Regions from separate parts of the Mus musculus genome. Here region 1 is linked to region 2. The links are chromatin loops, found by intact Hi-C in ENCODE. Cell type or tissue: left cerebral cortex. All regions are shown on one strand.

The links. A loop is a pair of places that touch in the nucleus more often than their neighbours do. Peaks named below come from ENCODE experiments on the same cell type or tissue, not always from the same donor. Only the 100,000 strongest peaks of a DNase experiment are listed, where the experiment ranks them.
Region 1: a loop joins it to region 2, with 5 times the contacts of the local background. A loop is called at or near these places in 9 of 42 quality-filtered maps.

Annotation. Positions count from the first base shown.
Region 1 is chr17:34,166,344-34,174,343 of GRCm38, forward strand. No RefSeq gene overlaps it. Among named protein-coding and RNA genes, the nearest start is that of Psmb9, 17 kb to the right of the region's middle. In left cerebral cortex, CTCF peaks have their summits at 3,161 (motif pointing left), 4,597 (motif pointing right), 4,799 and 6,351 (motif pointing right); DNase peaks (open chromatin) are centred at 3,148 and 4,608.
Region 2 is chr17:34,343,874-34,351,873 of GRCm38, forward strand. It overlaps the pseudogene H2-Ea. Among named protein-coding and RNA genes, the nearest start is that of Btnl2, 6.9 kb to the right of the region's middle. In left cerebral cortex, a CTCF peak has its summit at 5,750 (motif pointing left); DNase peaks (open chromatin) are centred at 3,874 and 5,751.

The DNA.
Region 1 (8,000 bases), 180 kb before region 2:
GGCAAACACTTTTTGGTGCTCTGTAGACCAGGCTAGCCCTAGTGTAGGAACTAAAGGTCTATGCCATCACTCCTGGCTCATATGTATCTTGGATTTTTTTTTTCTTAATGTTAAAAGGCTTTTACAAGGTAAGCATCCTTGTGGTATATTTTCTTATGTGGTAAAGATTCCGATCTTGAGGCCTGGAGTGTTCCGTCCTGCTGTTGACCACAGTTCTGTTGCTAACGCAAACCTCCTACTTTATCCAAACCAAGTCTTTATGCTTGAAAATACTCGACCTCTCACCATCTCTTCAAAGGTCTCTCCTACTGTCCAGGATAATTTGGCTTAAAACGTCTCCAGATTTTAGACGGACAGAGACCTATTTTGAAGCTACCCCAGGGAGTCCTCAGGGAGGGTGTCTTAGTTAGGGTTTTACTGCTGTGAACAGACACCATGACCCAGGCAAGTCTTATAAAAACAACATTTAATTGGGGCTGGCTTACAGGTTCAGAGGTTCAGTCAATTATCATCAAGGTGGGAGCATGGCAGCATCCAGGCTGTCATGGCGAGGGAAAGAGCTTAGAGTTTTACGTCTTCATCCAAAGGCTGCTAGTGGAAGACTGACTTCCAGGCAACTGGGGCGAGAGTCTTAAGCCCACACCCACAGTGACACACCTACTCCAACCATGCCACACCTCCAAATGGTGCCACCCCCTGGTCCAAGAATATACAAATCATCACAGAGGGTAACTTGACTAAAACTCCTAGAACCAAAACTAATAATTCCCACTAGGAAAATCCCATTATTAACGATGTCTAGTCTATTGGATCACATTGTTCCTATTGATGTCAATAGTGTTAAGGTAACCCACTCTCTATCACTGGAGCTAAAGGCTCTGGAACTTGAGGACAAGGTCAGACATTGTCTTCCATGGAGTAACTATTGAGTAGCACTATTTGAGGGTTGTTGGTGAAGCCCTACTATTCTGGGTAGACTCTTTTTACCCAAATTGTACAAAAACAATCAATGTCTGTCATGACAGCAACATCCCTGGTGGACTCACCAAAACTGGCCAAATCCCATTATTAGATCCAAAAGATCTCAGGGTGTATATACAAGACTAAAGTGCACGTTTTAAAAACAGTTCATGGGCTGGTGAGATGGCTCAGTGGGTAAGAGCACCCGACTGTTCTTCCAAAGGTCCAGAGTTCAAATCCCAGCAACCACATGGTGGCTCACAACCATCCCTAACGAGATCTGACTCCCTCTTCTGGTGTGTCTGAAGACAGCTACAGTGTACTTACATATAATAAATAAAAAAAAAAAAAAAAAAAAAAAACAGTTCATAAGGCCAGGAAGATGACGAAGTGAGAACCGGCATTTGACCCCAAGCCTGATAACCTGAGGTCCAACCCCAGGACCTCAGGGTGGAAGGAGAGACCAACTCTACAAACAGTCCTCTGGCATCTAGTCACCTGCCATAGCATGCATGTGCTAGCATAAATACACCAATAAAATGTTTACAAGGAGCCATAGTAAAAGGCAGAGGTAGCTATAACAAACAAAGGGACTGGACAGAGAGAGCTATAAAGGACTACACTCTAAAGCTAGGGTAGTTGGGGGCAAATGCTTTTAATCCTAGCATGGGGAGGCAGAAGCAGGAAGACCTCTGTGAGCCTGAGGTCAGCTAGTCTACATATGGAGTTCCAGGACAGCCAGGGCTACATAGTGAGACCCTTATGGGTCTACCCTTGAGGTCTCTAGGTGACAAGGATAGCCCTGAGCAATGAATCCTCCACCACATCTGGAGATCAAACCCAGAGCTTCATGCACACTAGCAAAGCAGTCTACCAACTGACCCCCACTCAAGTCTGTCTGTGTGTCTGTCTCCCTCTCCCTCCCCCCAGCCCCTCTCTCAGCTGCTTTTCTGCCTGCTCAGCCCCATCTCTGTCAGACTGTAAAGATAGCCAGCCCTTCCTGGCACTGTTGCCAGATGTATGTAAGTAGAAATTCTAACATCCCTTCCCTGGCTAGCATTTGTGCGTTCCCCACAGTGAGACCCTTCACATCACAGACCAGTGTGTTAGAAAACCAGTGTGAATATTTATGAACAAATAAATAAAAGATAAACATGGCATAAATTATGTGAAGATATATGTTTGTAATGTCATTAGCTATCAGCCACCTGGTAAGTATAATTTTAGCACACAAAACAAACAACAACAAAACAAATAAAGAAATGCCCCCAGGGCTGGTGAGACAGCTCAGCAGGTACTTGCCGCTAAGTTACAGACCCAGGGCTGACCCCAGAAAGAGCTCCTGCAAGTTGTTCTCTGATTTCCATACTCACTGTGGTATGTGTGCACTGCTCCCTCCCAGTGAATAAATAATTGTTAAAAACACAAATAAAATAGAAAACAACACATGCCTACATATGATGGAGCAGCTAATTTTATCAAAAATAAAAACAAACTTTTAGAAATAAGGACAACCCTGGAATTCTTAACCTGGTTAGTAAAGAGAATAAAAATCCATCAAGGACTATCCGGGGTGTATTTGGGGATCATGTTATAGCTACATGCACACACACACACACACACACACACACACACACACACACACACATGCACACACACACACACACACAGAGACAGAGAGAGAGACAGAGATGGAGAGACAGAGAGATAGATAGGCACACACACATACACACACACACACACACAGAAAGAAAGAAAGAGAGGGACACAGAGAGACATAGAGACAGACAGACACACACAGAGAGAAAGACAGACAGACAGAGAGACAGACAGACAGACACACACAGAGAAATAGGAGAGATAGACAGACAGACACAGAGGGAAAGACAGACAGACAGACAGACACATCTCTCTCTCTCTCTCTCACACACACAGAAAGAGACAGGAGAGATAGACAGACACACACAGAGACAAACAGAGACAGAGGCAGCAGAGAAAGAGAGAAGAGAGAGAGACACAGAGAGACATAGAAACAGACACATACAGAAAGAGAGAGATAGAGTCAGAGAGAAACAGACAGACAGACAGACAGACACACACACACTCAGGAAAAAGAGACACAAGGCAGAATCAACCCTGAACACCCGCTTTGCACCCGCTGGTCAGCCAGGTTTCCTGCCCATTGTCAGTCTTTGCTGACACCTACAGGCTACAACTTGTTAATGATTTTTAAATGGAAATTTAAACTCTCCTTTTGTGGATGTTTCTGGGCAGCCTCAGACTCAGTGGAATGAGAGATCATTTCTTGAATATTCCTAGAAAAGAAATCACACCATTGTCCAAGTCTCTGTAAGGTTGACCTACTGATTAGAACTCCCTGATTGTGGAGAGCTGTGGAGTTGAAGCTCTAAAGTCAGATTTATTTATCAGTCACTTTCTTTAGTATTCTTAAAGTCATTTGGAGTCCACCTCTGAAGCTGATGTGACATCCTGAACTAGAATCATTTCTGTTGATGGAAAAATACCCTGATCATCCCCCTCAAAAAATAGGAGGAAGGTTTTGACAATTCCAGGTGACGTCTATCATTGTGGGGAGGTAAGGTGGCAATCTGAAATAGCTGGTCACTTCACACCTTCAGTCAAGAGCAGAGAGAAAGGAATGTATGCGTGTTGCCTGCTTATGGTAAGCTCACCATCTCTGCTCTTACGAGCTTCAGGATGCCTGCCTAGGGAATGGTGCCACCCACAGTGGGCTGGGTCTTCCCATATCAATTAACTTCAGACAACCCCTCACAAACATGCCCACAGGCCAACCCAGTGTAAAATCCTTCATTGAGAGTCCCTTCCCAAGTTATTGTGAGTCATGTAAAGTTGATGGTTAAAGCTGTCAATCATAACCCTTTCAACTATGAGGGGAAAAATATTTTGAGTATATTAACTTAGCAAACTGCTGGTTTCCACTGATCCCCAAACTCAGAGTGCCATAAGATAGTACCTGAAATCTACAGCAGAGAAAGACTTCTTGTTTTGCTGTAACCCACTTGCCCTGACATCCCTACTAATGTATTTGGCGGGTGGCTTGATTTATGACTTCCTATCAAAACGCTTATTTAACTGTCTTCCTGCCACAGGGCAAACTGAGCCGTTGTCCCTGGACTGTGGCCATCTACTTATATTAGGTTCAGAAAAACAAAATCTCTTATTCCTTTGATCTGAGAGGGAATGTTTTTTGTTAATAAAATAGAAGCTGAAAAACCCAAGGAATTCTGTGGCCACAGTGAAAATTTGGTAAATTAGGACTTTAGTGATACAGGGATGTCAGCACACAGGCAAAGCTATCCTTTAAGTAAATGCTGGAGACTGGGTGTGTCAGGCTGAGTAGGTGACTGCAGGCGTTTATCTGGGAGACAGCTCACACTTAATGCTCTGCTGGCACTAGATTCCATCCGCTTGCTATAGAGGCAAAGATTCTAACGGTGGCTAACTTCCACTCTCTGTGGAGATTAGAAAACGGTGGCTGGTTTTCTTTGGAATCTCCTTTAGCTGTTGCTGTTTTCAACTTCATACCTTGGATTCAGGATAATAAAATAACCAAGCTCTCCACACTTCCAAACCTGTGGATTTTCTCACTGGGTAGCCACTACACATTTGTCCACTAGGTGGCGCCAAAGACATGTGCTCTCACGACTCAGCCTGACACAATTAGGTACTTCTTAGTCCTTATTAAAAGAGCGATCCTAATATCAAATTTAAAGTGTTGGGGGGGGGGGAGACCCGGAAAAGAGAAGACAAGCAAAACAAGAGTTCAAATCTTGCTTGGTGTACAGGTTAGTTTTGTGTTAACTTTGACACAGGGAATAGGACCCTCAATTGAGAAAATGTATCCATCAAATTGACCGGTGGACAAATTTGTGGGCCATTTTCTTGATTAATGGTTGATGTGGAAGGGCACAGCCCACTGTGGGCGGTGCCACCCCTGAGAAGGTGGGCGTGGGTTTCTGAAAAGACAAAGCGAGTGAATCGTGGGTAGGTAGGAAGCAGCGTTCCGCTCACGCCTTACTTCAGTTCCTGCCTTGACTTTTCTCAAAGATAAACCGGAAACAGGATATGGAAACCATATAAGCCCTTTCCTCCCCAGCTTGCTTTTGATTATGGTGTTTATTACAGCAACAGAAATTAAATGAGGATATTTAACGCTAAGGTAACGTTTCTCTGGGTAGAATGTTACCAGTATTTTAGCGACTGCATATGCTTTCATTGAGGGCAAAGAATGTTTGTAGGAAATAGAACAACGGAAAGGAAATTACACATCTAAGCTGACATTGCCTCCTATCAGACTGTAGCAGGGGACTTAAAAATCTACCGGAGGGGCTGGAGAGATGGCTGCTTTTGCAGAGCACCCAGGTTTGGTCCCCAGCCCCTCACAACTGTTTGTAACTCCAGTTCCTGGAATCTGAACTCTCTCTGGCCTCCATGAGCAACACACACACACACACACACACACACACACACACAGAGAGAGAGAGAGAGAGAGAGAGAGAGAGAGAGAGAGTGAGAGAGAGAGAGAGAGAGAAATACCCACCCCATGCTGCATATACACACAGGCAAAACACTCATGCATGTCAAATTAAAATGTCTTAAAAAACTCATCTGAATATTTTCTTTCTTAGATTCCCCCCCCCCCCCCAAGACAGGGTTTCTCTGTGTAGCCCTGGCTGTCTTGAAATTCATTTTGTAGACCAGGCAGGCTTTGACCTCAGAGATCAATCTGCCTCTGCCTCCAGAGTGCTGGGATTAAAGGTATATGCTACCATGCCTGACACCTAGGCTGATTTTGAACTTAAAATTTCCCTGTTTACTCTCCCAAATGCTAAGATTGCAGGTGTGTGCCACCCTGTCTCATTTCATCTGAGTCTTAAGACAAGCCAGATAGAAGAAATGGTGAATGCACGTCTTAATTACTTTGCAATTGCCACGACAAAGCATCATGACCAAGGCAAACTTGTAGCAGAGTTTATTGGGGCTTACAGTTTCAGGGACGATAGCAGCAGGCAAAATGGCTTAGCACCATAGCAGTGGATGGGAGCTCACACCTGGTTCACAAGCAGGGGGCAGAGGTGGGGCAGGGAGAGCTAACTTGGAGTGGCCTGGGATTCTGAAACCTTGAAGTCCACCCCACCCAAAGCTAACACACCTCCTCCAAGGCCACACCTCTTAATCCTTCCCAAACACCTTCCCCAACTGGGGATAAGGCACTCAAAAATGTGCGCTTATGGGAGCTATAGTCACTCAGACCACCACAATGCATGAAGTTGAATTGAAACACTTTTTGAAAACATAATTTTTAGAGACTCAGTTTTGATTTTTACTTTTATGTGTGCTTCTGTGTATGTGCACCTGAGTGCAGTGCCCACAGAGGCCAGTAGAGGGCATCAGATATCCTGGAGCTGAAGTTACAGGTTGCTGTGTGTTTCAAGAAATATTAAAAAATGAACCCGCCAACTCTCAGTGGGGCCAGGCCATGCTCCTGCGCTCCTGTTGCCACCAACAACTCTCTAGAGCTAGCCCCTGTGCCAGGTGATCTCGCTCGCTCAGTCTCTCTGCCACCAACTCACCAGCCCTGCCACACGGCTCGCACTGGGCCATCTCTCAGATGGGCCCCCGAGTTCCTCTCACTTTCACACAATGCCCCACACAGCCCTGGTTAGCCATCTCAATACCTAATTACCTGGTAGAATCAAGACTCTTAATGCTTAATTAGTCAATCAGATTTATGTGTCATTAATAACACAATTTACAAAATGCCAATACAATAATTTCAGAGCTAAATGATAATGGTAAAGCTTTAACCCAATTATTCTAACCATTTGATAACATCATGTCAGCCTCCATTTTGGTTCTCCCTCTCCTCAGACCTCTCTCTCTCTGTCTCCTCAACTCCTCGCTCCACCTCCCGTCTTCTGTCCAATCACAAGCCTCCCACTGCCCTAATGTGATTGGACAGGGAAAATCCTGCAACAGCTGTGAGCTTCATTCATAACAAGGGTGTTGGGAGCCAAACTCCCGTCCTCTGTAAGAGTAGGATGCTCTCTTAGTTGTTGAGGGTTCTCTCCAGCCCCCTCTTGTCTTTCTTAATGTCAATTCTTCTCCCTCCCTCCCTCCCTCCTTCTCTTCTCTTTATTTTTCCTTCCCCTCTTTCTTCTTCTTCCATCTCTTCTTTATGCCCATCTCTGTTTATTTGAGACAGGGCTCTCTGTGTACCCAACCTGGGCTCCCACTGCTACTATTCCTGCCTCTGCCTCTGAGGGCGGGGCTTGCAAGTGTGCACCATCAGACCTGGCTATATTTGGCTTTTCTTCTCTTTTCTTTCTTTCCTTTTTTTTCTGACAAGGGTTCTACAAAGGCATTATTGGATTTACACACAGCTAACTGGATATTTCCGGTGTTGTTGTAAATGCAGGTTTAAGACTGTTTTTTCAACTTTGTCTTTCAATTTTCTGTTTTACAGCATACGAACACACAGTAGCAATCAAAGTACCATGTCTCACGGACCTTTGATGTCAGCAAGCCTGTCACAACCAAGACCATTTCTTTGTACATAGTTTTGGGTTTTCTATTTGAACAGTTTACAAATGCAAATATCTACTTCTTTGTTTGTCGGTTTGCTTTTTGTTTTTGAAGAAAGTGTGTATGTGTGTGTGTTGCTTTTCAACAGGAAATGTGGAGCAATGGATGGGAGACTCCTCTTGTTTAGGCAAAGAGTCCTACTCAGAACCACACAGAGACCCAAAAGATAGCCTCTACCCCCTTCCCCCAACCCCCACCCTAGTTGCTGCTCACCCTGTGGAGAGGAACTAGGCTTCTATGCAGAGTTACCTAAGTCACCTGCTTGGCCACTTCTGCCCCAGGAACTCCTCCTGTGACTTCTGCTTCCCCAAATCCAGTCGCTGCTTCTCTTCCCCATTGCCCTTTGCCAGGGGAATGAGTAACAGTGTGAATCCCCTGCCCTTATGCTGCTCTTTTGAGTTGAAGTGTCAGGT
Region 2 (8,000 bases):
CAGGGCTTCTGGAGAGTACAGTCACCTCTGGGGCCACTGTGGGAGACATGGCATAAATTAGCTTTCATTCCTTCAGCTTCTGCTCTGCCCATGCTGTCTTGTGGTACAATGCTACCTAGGACTCTGAAACGGCTCCCTGAGGAGTCAGTCATGTGACCCTAGTCCCAGATCTGACATTTTGGAGCCAGTATTGAGGTATGAGGTATCCAACCACTCACGCGATTCCACCCAAGCCCCCATCCCAGTTTCTCACTCCCACTGTATAGACTCAAGTCAGTGCTTTCATAAATGTTAATTGATGAATAAACCAAGACTACAAAAAAAAAAAAAAAAAAAAAAAAAAGGAACAAACTTCTAAAATCCCTGGGCCTGTGGCCTGAGAATTAGATTTGCTGTGCTGAGCAAACTTAGGTCTTAGAAGGGCAAGCAAGACCTCCTTACACCCTTATAGAATTCGCCAAAGTATCTATTTACAGCTGCGTTCCCACATCTGGGAGGAGGGGATAGGGAGGAGAGGCAGGTACCGTTGGCATCTGGAGTGTTGTTGGAACGCTCTTTCATGACATCCAGGTTAGCTTTGTCCACAGCTATATTAGCCAGTGCACCCTGAGCCTCAAAGCTGGCAAACTTTGCAAATTCTTCAAGTCTCCAGATGGTCTCTGACTTTTCAATGTCTACATGGAAAATCTCATCGCCGTCAAAGTCAAACATAAACTCTCCACGTTTGTCTGGTAAAAGATAGAACTCCGCCTGGATGATGGTGTGTTCCTCTGAAAAGAAAGGAAAGGGGATTAGGGAGGGAGATGGAAGAAGAAGATGATGAAGAACCCACAGGCATTTGGGTGGGCAGGGATGGACGGTGACTGGGACAATCGGGATGGAAGAGCATAGAATGGGAGTTAGGGAAGAAACAGGGTCTGGGTGATGGACATTCATACTGAGCAAAGCAGGCAGGTGAGAAAGAAGGGAGATGTTTGTGTTAGAACATGAATGGATGGGACTGCAAGACACAGCCTTCAACATAGCCTTCTTTATTAGCACCAAGTCAACTGTTGTCCATATGTGCACTCCAGCATGAGCCACCAACCAGTGGCCACCCCCTGAAACACATACTCTCCATCGGCAGCCTTCAACTGTAAACAGTCTCTCAAGAGCTCCTACCCCATCCATGCTACATCGCTTAGCTGGCCTGGGAAGGTCTTGTGCATATATCTGCAGCCACTGCAAGTTCAGTCATGTGTTCAATGTCATGTCATGTCTGGAAGACAGTATCTCTCATGGCGTCGTCCCCCTACCCCCATCCTCTGGCTCACATGTTCTTTCTGTTCCCTCTCCTACACTGTCCCTTTGGCCTTGGAGTGGCAGGTTGATTCAGAAAACATATTTGAGTGGGTATTTAATGACTTCATGACTTTCGAAATTTGGCTACAGTGCATCAGAAAAAAGCATCCCTTGTTCCCTGTTGTGCAGGGATTAAATAGCTTGGGTCAGCACACAGGGGCTTCTTTTTATCCTGGCACTGTACTCTCCGAGTAGAGAAGTGTTATTTGAAAGGATCCTTTGGGAACTTGGGAACTGATTACAATTGTGACACTCACCCTGTTAACTGAGCATATCACTACTGTCTACTTAATAAGGGAGTTTCCTGTCATACCTCTGCTGAGTCCCATTCTATCAGGATAGGTTTGAGACAAGAACTTGCAGTACCCTCACCAAACCTAACAAACTCTGCTGACAATTTCTGGTTACAAATTCCTTTAACCAGTAGCCCTTAGAGACATACGTGGTGCCCAAGGCACCCGAGATTGACACTGAGGCCTTGAAATGCTCTGGATCGCTTATCCTCGTCCCAAGACTACGTCTTTGAGAAGGGGCATAGCTGGGTTGACCTTGAAACTAGACCTTTATCTAACCACTACTTCGACTAGGACTACTTTTGTGGGACATGGTCTGTTATGATTGACAGGGAGGATAACCAACAACAAGGACGATGAGATGAGGGCTTCTGTGTTGTCTTTAGGAATAAGGTGACCGATTTTAATGTTTAGTCAAGGGATTTATTTTATGATTGTCTTTATGCACAAACGTATCTTCTATATTCCTTCTTCCTCTGGCTCTGCTGCACAGGAAGAGCATCTGCCTCGCTAAGACCTTCTTGGGCAGTAGAAGCCCAGACTTGCTCTTGTGTGACTGGAGCTGGCTTCCCTACTCTTCTCATTTCCTTTCTGTTTGTCTTCCTTCCTTGGTTGTCGACAGGGATGCTCAGGATGCAGAACCCTTTCTCACATCAGCACAAAATATTTGCTCTGGAGATGATTCCAACCTCCACTTAAGTCTCTCTGCTCTCTGGTAACTAGAACTCGGTAGTGGTGACCACAGTTCTTGTAGCATCTGCTGTGTCACAGGAAGGGGCTGGCACAGCTACAACTGCCCCAAGAATCAGTCAACTAAGTGCACTTCATATCAGTGTGCCTGCCCTACCTCTTGGGTAGATTTGGAGTGGGATGATGTCATTTCTTTCTCGTGATCTTAAATATGGTGTCCATGTTTAAATACAACAGGACTGGTGTGAACAGGATACTCAGACGAGAACAGCACTGAGAGCCTCTCATACATTAGCTCACTTGATCTCCACAAAATAGTGTGAGGTTTCCAATTATTAATTTTCCCAATGTTCCAGAAAGAAAAAAAAAATAAAACCCAGGAATGAAACTGGTTGGTGCCTACTGAAAGCTACTTTCCCATAGCCCCAAATGTCTGACCTCTGGAGAGACAGCAGCTCTCAGCAGCATGTGCCTTTATTTGTTTGCTCAACTAAGTCTGAGTCATTTTACTTCAGTAGAAAGATTTTTCCCCCTGAACTATTTGTACCTCTGAGTGTGAAGGCTGGGAAGACTGCTTTCAAGGGACATTGAATTATCTAAAGAGAAACGGAACAAGCAGGTGATGGAGAATGCCGGATTCTGGTAACAGAATGTCATTCAGGGATCTCCTTATTGCTGGATGCATCTCCTTTTGCAGTGGGCTAGACACCAACATGGTCAGTTCAGCCCAAGGTTCCAGGGCCACTGGAAAATATTGTTTTCTGATGGCATTGGAAAATAAACTGAGTCCCAAAGCTCCAAAGACCAGAGAGAGTTGGGGCACCTCTGGAAGATGGGTAGCGATCACTAGAAACCATGGGCTGTATGGGGTCCTCCTATATTTGTCATGGCCTAGAGAGGATCTCTAGCCAGATTGTGACCTGAAGGTGAATCTGGGCTTGGATGTGGAGGCCACTACTAAAGAATAGCTTGGGCACACCCTTAGCCTAGGTCAACGGGCAGTGGAAGCTCTCCTCCTGTCTTAATAAGGATTAAAGGCTTGAACCAAAAGTGTATTTTGAGATTCTCCATAGATGTTCCTGAAAATTAGGAGGTTTTACATGTCTTGTTTCTGGAAACACTGTATAATACACCGAAAAATATTTGCTTACAGACAGAAAGGGCTAAAAGCCAAAGAGAAGCCGCCAAGCAGCTAGGTTTCCCACCTGGGGCTGAATTAGTGCCTTGGTGAATCTTCAACATAGTAACACAACAAAGAGGGCCGTCATCCTCCTGACTGCTGATGGTCCGATCATGCCAGGGGCTAAGTAAGGCATCTGATATCAACCCCCAGATCACTAACAGGATCATCCCGGGGTCAAGAGGCTGATGCAACAATTCTGTGGTGCATGCTGGCCTCCTTTTTCAGAGCCAAATCAAGCCAACACAATTTTTGCACCTATCTTTTGCTAGCTTCTTAATGCCATGCTCTTGGCAAGTGTATGGTAAGTTTAAGGTACCTCTAAATACACAGTGCTACTTAGCAACTTATGATGCTGCCGAGTTCCTGTCTGCTGATTGGTTCTGCTCATGAAATTATTAAACTAGACTTCAGAGAATGACTTTCAGTTCCCCTTCTCTGTGATGGGGAGAAGTCTCTGGCACACTGTTCGTGGTTTCCTGTTCTCCCAAAGTATAGCTTCCTGTGTGTCTGAGGGGATTTCTGAAGCCACCTGAATAATGTATCCTTGGTGACATTAAACCGTGGTGAGCTACTGTCATGGGTCCTCCAGAAAACAGAATTGAATATGTTACAAGAAGTATAGCTTAAGGCTGGCAGAGCACTGGTCAGGGTCGACTTTTAATCTAAAGTGGTCAGTGGCCTCTGGGAAGTCCCGCTGATGTCATAGTTTCATCAAAGCCCACAGGACACAAGGGAACATCATCTGCTGAGGACGTCACCAATGCCTGCTTGCCAATGTTCAAGCCTGTGACAGCTTGCTCACCACATGACACAGGTCCATTTTCTCTCTGCCACCCAAACCACACAGCTTGTATCCACACTCAAAACTGTGTGTTCAGGGTGGGAGAACTGAGCCTCAGAGGCAAATGGGAGTATTCTAAAGATTACTGAATTATACGAACATGACTATCATCTATATCCATATTCTTTACCGGTCATCTGACTTCATTCTCCCACAGCTCCGTGACCATGAGTGCATCCACACTGGACCCAGATCAGTTCTGGGGCTTCAGTGCATTTTACGTTTGTTTGATCCAAGTTCTTCCATTTTAGCTTCCCTTCTCCCTCTCCCCCGAATGCTGAGCTGCTCAGTATCATATCCCCATCTGTTCTTTTGCTCTAGATTGCCATGACTGTGGAGGTCTTTCATTTTTCTGTGTAAATTTTAGGATTGATTTCTATAGCTCTGTGAAGAATGCCATTGTTGTTCTAACAGAGACGACACTGAGCCACTAAATTCCCTATAATAGAACAACATTTTGACAATATTCGTTCTTCCAAACAGTGAATGTGGAAAGTGTTTTCCTTTCTGTCTCTTCTTCAGTTTCTTTTTCTTTTCATTTCATTTAATTATTTGAATATTAGGAATTAAATTTAGGGCCTCATCTCACACCAGGGAAATGCCCCACTATTGAATGATAAGCCCAGTGTAAAATTGTGTAATTCTGAGACAGGGATCTCATCTAGGCTGGCTTAGGACTTTCTCCGAAGCCCTTGTCAACTTTGAACTTGTGATTTCCATCTGGCTGAGGCACAATTACAGGGCACCAGCAAACCTGGTTTCCTCTTCTTTTTAATCGGTACATTTGTGTGTGTGTGTGTGTGTGTGTGTGTGTGTGTGTGTGTGTGTGTGTGCGTATTTAAGTTTGCAGAGAATTGTGGCTATTGAGCTCCTTTCACAATTTCCTCCTTAGGAAATCTGTTGATGGTGTGTGGGAAAGCTATTGGTTTCAGCTGTTGGTTGGTTTTGCGTCCTACCTCGTTACTGAATTACTTGGTTAATTCAGTAACTCCTCCACTGAAGCCGTTGGACGGCTGGAATATTCACACCTGAGTTATCTATCTACTGGTAACATTTCAGCTAACTCTGAGAGAAGAGTTGACCACTTTTTGAGGTGTGCTTTAATAGAGCCGGGAAAGGAAACATGACAGCAGCTTTAAGGTTAACAAAGAGCCTCTCCCTGTTGCTCTATCCTCTGGGGTCCTTAGGAGAGTTGACATAGTTGGTGACAGCAGCTAATTTTTTTTTCTTCTTCCCCCATACCCAGGCGCTGAATTGAGTATGCTATATAAAAAAAAGTTAATTTGATTGAATGATGGATTGAGCAATATTAGTGAGGCTTTGGAGAGCAGCTCTTCAGACCTTATCCAAATTGTGCCACCTTGAAACACTAGCATCTTGTCTTGTCAATTCCGCCATCTACTGGTCATTCGTGGAACTTCACCATTGGGTTGCATTTCGCAGAGATGGAGCCACAAGGGGAAGGGACCCAATAGGTGGGACCCAATAGGTGGGTTTCAAGGATACAAAGGCTGGGACTAGTAGTGCCCAGTAAGCTTTATTTTTATTTTTTTCTCAACACTAGGATGCTCCTCTTATTCCCAGAGTGACATGAACCTAAACATCTGAAATGTTGAAGGTCGCACCTCCCTGCTTTCTTCCTCTGGGAGAGCATCTTCTTCACACAGGGCCGCAGCAATCAGCTTTGAAAGAGGGGATTGACTGATTCCCGTTAGACAATATTCAACCTGAAGCTCCTGGTTTAGGCTGGAAGTTTCAGCATCAGTGGAAGAGGACAAATAGCCTGACTGACCCTGACTGGACAAGTCAAGCGCCCAGAGCTCCTGAAGGCTCTTATCTCACAGGATGGTGTGTCTGAAAATTACAAGCAGCTGAGCATGAGTTCATGTTTTTAGGAACAGAAATTAAGCATTGGTTTGGAGTCTAGTTCTCTGTGATCCTGGAGAGTGTAAAGAATTGGCACAAACCCTGTGTTCCTCTTGATTCCCCACATGTAGCTCCTTGTTTGTATCTGCGGCAAAATCAATTTTATCACTTTCAGAAAACAATAACTGGTGAGTGATTCAGACTTGTAAATTCTCATAAAATCAATTTGAAAGTAAATTAAGATTTTAAGTGAAAAATTAAACATTCAGAGGATCTGGTTTGTCAGAATCTTTTTGGATTTTAGGACCGTGATGGAACAGACCGTAGTCCCCGAGCAGAGCACCATGAAAACCCTCAAAGTGGCAGCAGGCAGGCCTCTCCTTCCCTGCCCCAGCCTAGGACCACGGCGGTAAAATGATGCACAGGAGCCATCGGCTCCTATTAAATTGGTGGCTCCACAACATCTCCTCAGCCTGCAGCCCTCATGGGAGCTGTCCATGGCGGTGCATCTCCTTTCCTGCCTCAGTAGGGGCTGATCCTCAGGAGCTGTCCACAGTGGTGGCACCTTTCCTGCCTCAGCCTACAGCCTCAGTGAAACACGGAAGGAGCTGATCCGCAGGATCTGTCCACAGTGGCAGCTCCCTTCCAGTCCCATACCCTCCCCAACAGACCCACAAAGATGGCGCCTCAGCAAACGCCAGCTGCAGCCGGGAAGAATTTTTCACCTTAACCCATGAATCTGATGCAGGGGAAAGGGAGTGGGGTGAAAACTCCCCCCCCCCCCAAGCTCAGGACTTGAAATCCCACCAATCTTCTCTCTGGAGATTTCTGTCCTGAAAAGCACCGCCCCCTCAGAAACCCTATATAAGCACTGCCCTTTTGCCCAGTTCTCTGACCAGTTCACTCCCAGAGCAGCGGGCAGTCATCCCTGGATTCAGCCCTCCATACCCTGGATCCTCCAATAAATCTCATTCATGAGATTGTTTACCTGGTGTGACTCCCATCGGAAAAAGCCAAGAAGAAAAGAAGCAATGAAGAGAAAAGCGAAGAGAATTTGATGGCCTGAGGCTCCTGAGCTCCTGAGCTCAGCTGGGGAGACCCTCCCCTGGGAGCTGCAATGCCTCTGCTGAGGAGGCTTCCTCTCAGAGCTGTGTGGTTCCTGTGGTCTCCTGTCTCAGGATGCCCTTCCACTGGGACACCTTCTTCCCTCAGAGCTGTGTGGACCCTGGGCTCCTGAAGTCCAGGATACCCCCCATCCCCATCCAAGCAGAAGCACTTACACTGACCATGCAAAGAGTTCTGTGGGTGACAGACTGATGGCCAGGGCTAAGAACTGCCCAGTCTGAAACTTAAACATCTGGAAGTGTCGAGTATCACTGACCTCACACTCGCACAACACACTGCTGCTTCCTCTCCACCGTTTCCTATTTTCCCTTCCTCTCTCTCTCTCTCCTCCCTCTCTATATCCCTTCTCTTCCCTTCCTCTTCCCCTCTCCCTGCCCCAACTACTGATTTCTTTAGACTTTTAGCTCTCCTTAACTTTAAGGGACTTCAAGTGGTAAATCTCTGCTGAAAGGTCTTTCTATGAAAGCCAGATTGGCCAAGAATTCCTGGGCTGTCACAGGTGCTCTGCTCCTGTGATGTCATGACTTCTCTGTTCATGTGATGTCATGGCTGCTCTGCTCTTGTGAGTGCCTGTTCATCTCACCCTACCTTTTCACTCTTGTGCAGCTCATGGCCCATGAATGAGGACTCTCAAATTCAGAACGTAGTGTTCCCACCTCTG